2 separate regions of the Homo sapiens genome follow, and region 1 is linked to region 2. Evidence: chromatin loops called from intact Hi-C (ENCODE). Cell type or tissue: endothelial cell of umbilical vein. All regions are shown on one strand. Links, peaks and the distances in the headings refer to the core of each region. The heading gives the core; the rest is flanking DNA. Region 1 overlaps LOC105374294 (a long non-coding RNA gene). Region 2 has its middle 160 kb from the start of LINC01972.

Region 1 (5,374 bases), core at 74-5,073, 57 kb after region 2:
CTTTGGGTTAGTTAATTCACAGGAGCAAAAACTGAGGTTTGAAGAAGTTAAATGACTTGCCCAGGGTGACACAGAGTCAGGATTCAGACACAGGCAGGCCAACTCCAGAGCTGTCCTTCTCTACAAGTACTGTGGTCCCACCTTTCAAGTTGGGAGGCCCAGCAGGGATGGTTATCAAGCAGGGAAGAAGGGGAGGTATGTCCAGTCTCTGCTGTATGTCAGGATCCCAGAAAAAAAGCATTAGAAGCCTGGGCTCTGGTATCTCTCCACCTGCCAGACCCCACCCACCAGTTCCAAGGAAAGGCAGCCCCAGCAAACGTCTCCACAGGGACTGAGCAAGGCAGATGGCTGGGCTGCTGAGCAGACGGAGGGAGCCCAGGGCTTTCTGTGCTCAAGGCCTGCTCAGAGAAGGTTGGTCTGGACACCCCAACCAGCCAGTTCACCAAGCACTGGCATCTTCCCACAAGAGAAGAAAGGAGGGAAAGATGGAAAAGAAAGAGGGAGGAAAACAAAACAGCCCAAACAGCCCAAATCACTCCTCCCCCAACAGCTGCGTTCAACAAAGGGACATTAAATTAAATTCTTGAGGAAACAGGGCTCAGAGGGTAGGACCATGCCAAGTGAGCCCAGGAACACTTACCACTCTTCGGAACCCAATTAGCCTCCCTTTGGGACACTGGGCTCTTCATTAATCCCTTCTCTGGCTGAAAATGAGGTCCCTGTGCTTTGATCCCCTCTGCCTGCCTGCCAGGGCTCCTGGCTGGGAAATGTCACATCTGCCACTGCTCACACCATTGTCTGAGCTTACAGACCCATGGCTCTCCAGTAGCATAGGCCACGCTGCCAGAAGCCCCTCCAAACACTCACCCAGACTTGAGTGTGGTCCCCAGATACACCCAACATACTCTCTGGGCACCATCAGAGAAAACTCAGACCCAGTACCTGCCATGAAAGAACTTGAGATGGAAGAGGGAGAAAAACTTATACAAAAACCTTTGATATGGCCCATAAAATCTCATCAGAGCCTCTACTTTACTGAGCACTGGCCTAATCCCATTCCCACATGGTCCATAAACACTTTTGTGTCCCTTACCCCACTGGGCCTGTCGCCCTGCTGTCCTGCCCTGATGCAGCTGGAGGCTGGGGGGCTCCAGCCTTCTCCTGAGGATTCCTGTCTAAATGCTCAGCTGCTCTGGAATTCACAGGAGCCCAGGGCATGGGGCCCACCTGGTCTCCTGCTTCCTTCAGGTTGTTGCAGAGCCCCTGTCCTCCCTCGCCTTCTCTACCCCTTTGCTCCCCCTGCCTCGCCTGCAGCTGTCCATGAGCTCTGCTCAGCAAGTCCCAGCTGACCTGGATCTTTCCTTTTTTTCCAGCTAAACAGATATCTGCCTTGCTAATACTGACTGCCTTTCAAAGCATAATTATGATGTGTTGTGTTAAAATCACACTCCAGTAAGGAGCAGGAGACAGGGGAGAGGAATGGATGGGATGAAGAGGGCCAAGAGTCTCTTCCTGTCTCCCGGTGCAGGGATTAAGAGACTGAAGAGGGCATTCTGGGGAAACTGAGGCTCAGAATGGCCCAATAACCTGCCCAAAGCCAGACAGTCTGTAACTGGTGGAGCTAAGATCCTGCTGTTGACTTCATTTGCAGGTGGAGGAGGATGAGAAGGAAGTTTAGGGTGCATCTGCCAGGTCTGGGCAGAGCCTGCCCCAGTTGTGTTCAAGGTCCAGTGTTCAACACCCCCACCCTGGCCCCATGCGGGACTCCAGGGAAAGCCTGGAACCACGCCCCGGGAAAACACACAGGAACTCTGAGGGCTGGGCAGGGAGGGCTGCGGAGCTGCCCAGGACACCTTGCCTGACAAGGGCTCCTGCCATGCAGCTCATTTCAGCATAACACCTGCTTACGACGGCCTGCTCTGCCTGGGGAAGGATATCAGGCCCCGTGGAGGATGCACAGCGAAGCCAGCACGTCCCTGACCTCAAGAAGTTGCCAGCCTCCCGAGGGAGATGGCTGTCGCACGGACTCCCGCACCCACCAGAAGGCCTGCAGGGAGACCTCTGGGGCCGCTTTTCAGTCACGACCTCTATGCTCCACGCCCGTCCTCTGGGCGCCAACTGGTGATGCTGGAGCTGGGACTCTGCCCGCGGCTCCGCTCTGCCAGCCGGGTCTGTGTAGGCTCTGCAGCCCGGGCGCTAGAGCGGCACCTCCAGGCTGGTGCGGGAGGCAGGACTTGCTCTTCCTATTTGCTCCCTGTCCGCTTCCTGCGGGCTTCCTGTTCCTGGGAGCTCGTTGTCTCCCTCCCCAGCCAACAGCCGGCAGTGCCAAACCGGAGCCGCAGCGGAACGCAGCTTGCAGCTTCTCCAACTCTGGCAGAAGCAGTTGCGTCACCCTGTGGCCCAAGAGCCGGCTCAGACCCCTGCTCAGAGGTTGGGATCCCAGGCAAGTGGGCCCTTGTCTGCAGGGCCCCAGCGCCAGCGCGCAGAGACCTCTCCTCAAGTCGGCTCTGCAGGGTCCCTCCGCTGTGTTTCTAAATGTCCCCCTTCGCCCCTTCAGCCACAGAAATAGTAGTAGCTGCCTTCTGCAGTTGCCACTTCTGCTCACCCTGTCAGTCTCTGTCACCCTGATGACTGCAGAGAAGAGTCTGGAGACCAAGATGGACCTCCCAGGACTTACAAAGCAGAGACTTTCACTCCTGCTCTGCTGAAAATCCCCTTCATGCCCTGGCTTTCCTGGACTGTGTCCTCGTTTCAACCTCAGTTTTTTTTGTTGGTTTGTTTGTTTTTGTTTTGTTTTTGAGATGCAGTCTAGCTCTGTCGCCAGGCTGGAGTGCGGTGGCGACATCTCAGTTCACTGCAGGCTCCCCCTCCCGGGTTCAAGCGATTCTCCTGCCTCAGCCTCCTGAGTAGCTGGGACTACAGGCGCCCGCCACCGCGCCTGGCTAATTTTTGTATTTTTAGTGGAGAAGGGGTTTCACCAAGTTGGCCAGGATGGTCTCCATCTCCTGACCTCCTGCTCCGCCCACCTCAGCCTCCCAAAGTGCTGGAATTACAGGCGTGAGCCACCGCGCCCGGCCTCAACCTCAGTTCTTTATAGGAAACTCTCTGTGCCCTCCTTATTGGATGCTGACTGCTGCTGGATCTTTAGTGGGTAGCTAGCCTTTTGATCTCATCCTCAGGATCTTGATGGCCCCCTCTCTGATAGCAGTTGACCTTATTCGTAGAACTGCTCCTCCACATGGCCCATCCCTTAGGATTTGACTTCACTGCCATAGCAGTCCCCTCTGCCCTAACTTGGCCTGAACATGATGTCAGTCCCAGAGGTGGGCCTGTGGCCTAAGGCAGCTGACCACAGCCTTCCCTGGAACCTGTATACTCTGAGCTCTTTCTTTTCCACAGTCACCAACTAGGGTAATTTAAACTGGGTTGTCTGCAGCGGGGCCTCTGCCTCCCACGGCTCCCCGTCCCAGGTTATCCTGTGTGTAGTAGAAAATAATGGTGACCATTCACAGATTGAGAGCTGGCTGCATTGAGGCTGCCATCCGGTCATGCCTGAGGTCCACTCCACCCCTGTCTTTCCCAATTTCTGGAGCCCAAAGCCTCCCTTTGTGTGTAGGCAAGCGTGAGCTGGGTTTCTGTCACGCTCAACAGAGGGAGTCCTGACTGATGTGGCAACGCCCCCCACACCTAGGTCGTCTGGAAACAAGCTGAGTCAGGGCTGGTCTAGTCAGACTCCCTACCTGGTTCTGCAACCTCACCACACAGTCTCCGCCGTGCCACAGTTGCTGCATAGCTTCCTGCTTATGCAATGGCTTTGCCAAGGGCCTAGACACCCAGTCGGGCCTGGCTGAACCAGGGCCAAGTTGAAAAGGCAAAATCCAAGATGGAACTAAGCAACAAAAGAGTCAAGAATCCAGGCCCCTCCCACCCCAGAGCCGTGGGCTTGACGCTGAACCTGAGTCTTCCCCAACCCCCTTGTATGAGGACGTGTGTAGGCGGTAAGTGTTGTGCGACAATAGGATTATATTCATTCCACTTCCTTAATGAGCCAGGCTTCTTTTGGAAATATCAGGCTCCAAAGCTGAGACATATATAATGTTATATATAAATAGAATGAATATAAATAGGCTGGGCACATTGGCTCACGCCTGCAATCCCAGCACTTTGGGAGGCTGAGGCGAGTGGATCACCTGAGGTCAGGAGTTCGAGACCAGCCTGGCCAACATGGTGAAACCTCGTCTCTACTAAAAATACAAAAATTAGTCGGGCATGGTGGCAGGCACCTGTAATCCCAGCTACTCAGGAGGCTGAGTCAGGAGAATGGCTTGAACCCAGGAAGCAGAGGTTGCGGTGAGCCACGATAGTGCCATTGCACTCTAGCCTGGGTGACAAGAGTGAAACTCCATCTCAAAAAAAAAAATGAATATAAATATATATGAATATAAACATATGTAGAGAGAATGAATATAAATAGATATATACATATGCATATGTGCGTGTGTGTCTAGACATATAGATACCTATATACACCCCAGAATATCTTTCCTATTTCTGCAGGAATAGGGTCCCAGGGGCCTCAGAGGCTGTTTAGTCCAGCCCACTCCCCTTCCCTCCCTCCTCCCAGATAAGGAAATTGAGGCTTCCCACCAAATCATGTAGTTGGTGACTCGCCACGTTGGGAGCAGAATCCAGGCCTCCTCTCGAACACATCAGTGTCTGACTGAACTGAAACTGCACACAAGGCAGATGCCTGACAGCTACCACCCTCAGACGTCAGTCTAGCAGGGTTCCCTGCGAGGACCTTAAGGGAGGAGAGGGGCAGCTGGAGGCCCTGAAGTCAATAGGCGTGCAGGGCCGTCCTCTCCTCTGAGGTTTTTTGCGTGGGACTTCCGAAGAGAAGAAGCTTCTCCCAAGTATATTTTCAAAATTCTTCTCTACATCAGACACACGGAAAAAACACAGCCAAAAGGCATCGGTGTGCTGACCCCAGCCCAGGCCCAGCAGGCAGCATGACGCAGGAAAAGGGGCCTGGCCCCAGCTGGCTGGGCAACCTGGGGCAAGTCATTCAGCCTCTTTGGGCTTTTGCTTTCCTATGTGCCACGTAGCGGGAGAGGGCATTCCAGTTCCCTACCCAACCTACTGTCCAAAGCTTTTGTCTCCAACTCTCTCATGCCAAGGCACAGCCCTGACTCTGCCAGCCCCCTGATCAGGGCCTCCCCAGGCAACAATAGGACCATGCCCATCACCGGGTACAAACTTTGTGGAGTTGTTGTGGACAGGGAGTGCCAGGCCTGGGTTTCCCTGGAGAGACACCGACGTGCAGGTACCACACATTTTGACTCCTGTCTTCTAAGTCGTAACACTGCAGCTCCCA
Region 2 (5,374 bases), core at 67-5,066:
AACTACATATATCTTAGGCCTTTTTGGATATCATCCTACAGTTTACTGAGGCTCTGTTCATTTTGTCTAGTCTTTTTTTTCCATGATATTCAGATTGGATGGTTTTTATTCATCTTTATTAAGGTTCATGAACTCTTTTCTCCTTTCTCCTTCATTTTGAAACTCCTTTTCGTGTGTTTTTAATAATGTTCAATCTTGTGTCATGTTTATGAGATTCGTTTTGGAAGTTGAGTTGTATTTTAGTCATAGAGGAGAAATCTGACTGACATCACTTTAACTGAACAATCAAACAACGTCACCTTAATTGAACGATCAAACTTTAACATCACCTTTATATAATGGGACCAGAAGACATTGGGTTCCCCTTACCCCACCCCACCACCATGAAATACAGTGAATGGGAAGTAAACAATATCATCTAGGTACTATTCCTGTCAAAAATGTTTAACATACATCCTGAGGAAACAATCAGAAATATTCAAGTTCTGTAAATCAGAAGTATTCAAATTCTCTAGACTTCTCAAAAATGTCAGTGTCATAAAAAACCAACAAAAAAAGAAAACAGGAGGACTATTCTAGATTAAAAGATACTAAAGAGACTTGGCAACTAAATGCGATGTGTGATCCTTGATTGTATCCTACATATTTTTAAATCCATATACAATGGACTTAGGAAAACTTTAACATGCACTACCCAATAATACTTTTGTATCAATGTTTTCTCAAAGTAATACTAGGATCATGTTTGTGTAGGAGAATGCCCTATTTTTAGGCAATAAATAGTATTTAAGGATGAAGAATCATGATGTCTGCAACATACTCTAAAATAGTTAAATAAAATTAGAATATATATGCATATATATACACATTTTAATATATAATGAATACATGTGTGTGTTCGTGTGTATCTCTCTGTGTGTGTCTGGGTGGAGGAGAGAAGAGAAAGAATTCGAATATAGCAAAACATTAAAATTGGTGGATCTAGCTGAAGAATATATGAATGTTTATCATATTATTCTTAATTTTTATTGAAGTATCACATACTTACAGAAAAGTATGCAGATCATAAGTGCCTATTATAGAGCTGTTCTTGATATTTTTCTGTAGGATTGAAATTTTTTAAATAAAATTTTGGGGAAAAGAAAACTGGTCACAGACTAGGTTCTATATACTGTCAGTTAGTCACACATGCCTAGGCGAGCGGACTCTGAAACTAATGTCACTGCTACCAGGTATCTCCTCTACTTGGAGCAGATAGCTGAAGTCAAGGTAAACTTCTTAGGATTAAATTTTACGCCTTTCTAGCACTTGCCACAGCCTCAAACTCTCTATCGCATAACACAACGAAACATCATAGCTCTCCTGTGTCTTGTGAGACCGTCCTACTGTGGACAGAATTCTCCTTGGGAGTGGGAAAAGGTTAAACCTACATTCATTCACAAGCATGAAGATTTTCCAAACCAAGTATAAGCATGTCCCTCCTCCATCTCACTGCCCTCTTCTGGGAAGAGACTGGTGAACTTGCAGAGGTCAAGAAGCCTCCTGAGAGAAGAGTTCACAAGCAACACTGACTCCTTCCTTTTGAAGATTCCCACTATTAGAAGATCTCTGATGGGCTGAGATGATTGAGTCTGGGACGATCTGGCAGGAAAGAAGTCCAAGTAGACCCTCCTCCAAAGCTCCCCATGGGCCACTAGCAGCATTTGGATGTGGAGTCAGAGAACAAAAGGAACTTAGACCTCCCTAAGTGTAGATTCCCCAACCCAATCAGTTAATGAGAAAGACTGAGGGGGAGCCTTGGTTCTTCCCTTCTTCAGCCCACAACAAGTCCCTTCAGACTGAGAGAGCACAAGAATTCTCAGATAAACAAGGTGGAATATCTCAAGAGGGACCAACTTCCTGTGAGTTTGGCTGTGGGGGTGGTTAAAGTGATTAGTCTGAACATTACAAACAGATGTAGTCATATGTGTCTTCCAAGCTAGTAAAGCAAGTTTTGTGTTGCAAGGGGTCAAAGGCATTTTCAAAGTCAAAGAAATGTTATCGGTCTATTCCTCATCTGCAAATCATACACCCCACACTGAAGGAGATATGTTCAAATTCTCACTGCCCACTTGTCCCTGCCTACTCAGTCTCTCCACACTCCTTCTTCCTCCCAAGTGGAGAGGCAGCAGCAAGTGCTGATGGGGAGTCAGGGAATGAGGCAGGGGGATGAGTCTCAAAGGACCTTTGTTACTGTAGGTAGTCAGACATGAGCAGGGCAGGAAAGGGCCCCCCACCCCCGACCAGGAATGTCAGGCGACCATCAGGTGATTGTTAACTGTCTCTTTAAAATATTAATAATAATTGGTCGCAGCCAGCACTAGGGAAAGGCAGTCTTCCAATCGATAGAAACATCTGAAACTGGCGATCAGCAGCTTCCCAGTGAGATCGCAGGGGCTTGGTAACTGAGCTCAAGCATGCGCACTAAGAGGAACAATGGCAGAGTTTAACTGGTATATGACCTTCCTCTAGGAATGCTGGACTGGGAAGGGAAAAACGCCTCGAGTGAGCATGCGCACGACCTCAGTAAACACTGCGCATGCGGCCTTCCCAAGTGCTGGCAAGCCACTATGTTTGTGGGCAGCCCACCCCAAGGGAAGCATCAGGGGAGATGGGTTGCGACCACCCGGAAGTGTGCCAACATATAAAACCCCGAGTCAAAGGTCAAACTGTGCACTTGATCTCTCAAGTCACCCTCCTGGACCTCTTCCAAGTGTACTGTACTTCCTTTCATTCCTGCCCCAAAGCTTTTGAATGCACTTTCACTTCTGCTCTAAAACTTGCCTTGGTCTCTCATTCTGTCTTATGTCCCTTAGTCAAATTTTTTCTTCCAGGGAGGCAAGAATTGAGGTTGCTGCAGGCCAGTACAGAGTCGCTGCTGCGAAGATACTTTGGTGCCGTGTGACTCAGATCCATCCCCTAGCGGTCACACCGTGAACTTTTCGGATCCATCCCCTAGCGGTCACGCCGTGAACTTTTCGGATCCATCCCCTAGCGGTCACACCGTGAACTTTGCTTTAGTCACGTGGCTTCTCCCTTCCGCCGCCATTATTCCCACTCAACGAAGTAATAGTCGGGCTCAAACACCACACGGAAGGCTTTGGCTCTAAAAAAATTTTTGTTCTGGCTTCACATAAGGCTGAACTCTTTTTTTCTAAAGTGATCCAAGAGTAAGGATTATGTTTCTCTGAACCTACTGGATTTTGTATGAAGTCTCTGAGCCAGGACACACATTTTAAGTGAAATCACACAATCTCAAAGTATGTTTGTACAGCCCAATTTCATCTGGAAAAGCCAATACTGCTACACAAGGATTTTTTTTTAAATTCCAAAGCAGTGAAGTAGTTGGAGCTCAGTAGCCCAGAGATGTGAATTATGCTCTCAACTTCATTATTTTAATGTTTAATTTGAGCATTTTTTTTTCTTTTGAGACAGAGTCTCACTCTGTCACCCAGGTCTTCATGTCCCAGGCCCAAACAATCCTCCCATCTCAGCCTGAGGAGTAGCTGGGACTATGACCGTGTGCCACCACACCCAGATAATTTTTTTTTTTTTTTTTTTTTTTGTAGAGACAGGGCCTCACTGTGTTGCCCAAGCTGGTCTTGAACTCCTGGGCTCAAGTGATCCTCTCATCTCAGCCTTTCAAAGTGCTGGAAATACATGTGTGAGCCAGTGCGCCCAGCCTCAAGCATCTTCATTATGATATGTATAAATATGTATCTATTTCAGCAAAGAAGAGAACTCATCCAACAGACCATACCAGACAAAGCAAAAATTGTGTAATTTTACTTTTGGCAACATCTCTATTGCATTGACTGGAGAGGGTTTGGCACTTCCCATGGAAAGGATGGCAATTTAAAGTAAAATATTATTGAAAACTTTATCCACTTGTGTTGGAGCCAAGTAGCAAAAGAGACACTAGAGTTTCTCCTGTCCTGCTGCTAACATCATGGTCTCAAGTCCAGGCACAGTATCTAGAAATACGTTTCGACATCCTGCCTGACGTCTTCCTGTAGCATGGCTGGCACCATAATTGCAGAAGAACATCCAGAGGCAGGTCCCTTTACTAACAGCCGTGCCTGCATTTCAACAGCCACTGGACTGCACCTGTGGAGAGAATCACTGCAGCCAAAATCTCTTTGTGGTAGACAAAAGCACCAAGAGCTTGTTGTGTTGAAATCAGGAAGGCACACTAGGGTGAGTAAGAATAATTTGCAGACAGACCAACCACTAACTCTATAGCCTCTTTCTAGAGGAGGTGAAAAATGCTTCCATTAAAATCCTGTATTTCACATTCTCTAAATATTTGAGCTTCCTGACAGGCATTCTTCTCGGAGTTGGGGAGGAAGCTTGACTCAGCTCAGCTTTGTAGGCCCATGAAGTCTTGAGGCACACACCAATGACAGGATACACTTGTGCAGCGTCCCAGGGTCAGGAGAGCTGGAGCAGGTCCAGCTCCTCCACAGCTTGGGGCATGGTGGGCAGGCAGCAGAGAGGAAAACAGTGGGAAAAGCTGGACAAGGACTAATTGAAAGCCAAGGTCGTTACTCTGATTCAATCATTCCTTCCTGGAAAGAGAGCGGTTTTGTGCTTAACCTCGTGGCCTAAGGTTTCCAGGATATTGCTGGCTCCTGGATCTCTCTGGGGCCAGCTTATTTACCAGGCTTCTAGGCCCAGGGACAGAAGGATGTCAGAGGAAATTACTCAAATGGGACACAAAGAGAAACCAAAGGCAAAGAAAAAGCTTTTAAAAATGCTGCTCACAGATCCTTCCAGTAGAAATTGCAATCAGTTAAACAGATGCCACATTTTTACTGCCCACTACAGCTTTAAAGTGTATTTCATGGAGTTTCAGACTATTTAAATTTTTTTCCAAAAAGAGTGTCATTTGGAGAATGTCCAAAGGGAGAAAAGCAAATTGATAACTTCTAAAAAACTCACTTTAACCTTTTACAAGCCCGTCTCTGAATATGCCCAAATGTATGCAAGATCTTCCTTAAAGTTTTCCAGAGTGAGAGGACAAAGTGCCTGTCTACCAGGACAGCCTTCCCAGTTTCCTCCTACACAGTGTTGGCTGGAGCACGTCAAAGCAGACCGTGTTTTAACTTAGTGCTTTGCCATTCCTTGGCATGTGGTCAGTGACCTGAGAAGCAGAGTCCACACAGATGCAAGTGAGGATGCCAGGAATGGGGAGCGTGACCTGGAGGACCTCTGTGATGAACTGAATAAAACCAAGGTGAGCAGGGTCCCAGAGCAAGACAGTGGTGTCTAATGGACGTCTTTCTAAAGAAAAGACCCGATGAATCTCTGAAGATCTCCCTTGGGGACAATGAGG

Evidence for each region. Peaks named below come from ENCODE experiments on the same cell type or tissue, not always from the same donor. Only the 100,000 strongest peaks of a DNase experiment are listed, where the experiment ranks them.
Region 1: a loop joins it to region 2, with 3 times the contacts of the local background. A loop is called at or near these places in 3 of 110 quality-filtered maps.

The regions. Positions count from the first base shown.
Region 1 is chr3:194,983,031-194,988,404 of GRCh38, forward strand. All of the region lies in intron 3 of LOC105374294 (a long non-coding RNA gene), which reads right to left. Among named protein-coding and RNA genes, the nearest start is that of XXYLT1-AS1, 110 kb to the right of the region's middle. RefSeq lists enhancers at 3,277-3,777, 5,070-5,374. In endothelial cell of umbilical vein, for the core only: no CTCF peak of the experiment used is centred there; no DNase peak of the experiment used is centred there.
Region 2 is chr3:194,926,450-194,931,823 of GRCh38, forward strand. No RefSeq gene overlaps it. Among named protein-coding and RNA genes, the nearest start is that of LINC01972, 160 kb to the left of the region's middle. In endothelial cell of umbilical vein, for the core only: a CTCF peak has its summit at 2,987; a DNase peak (open chromatin) is centred at 4,512; H3K27ac peaks cover 3,465 bases.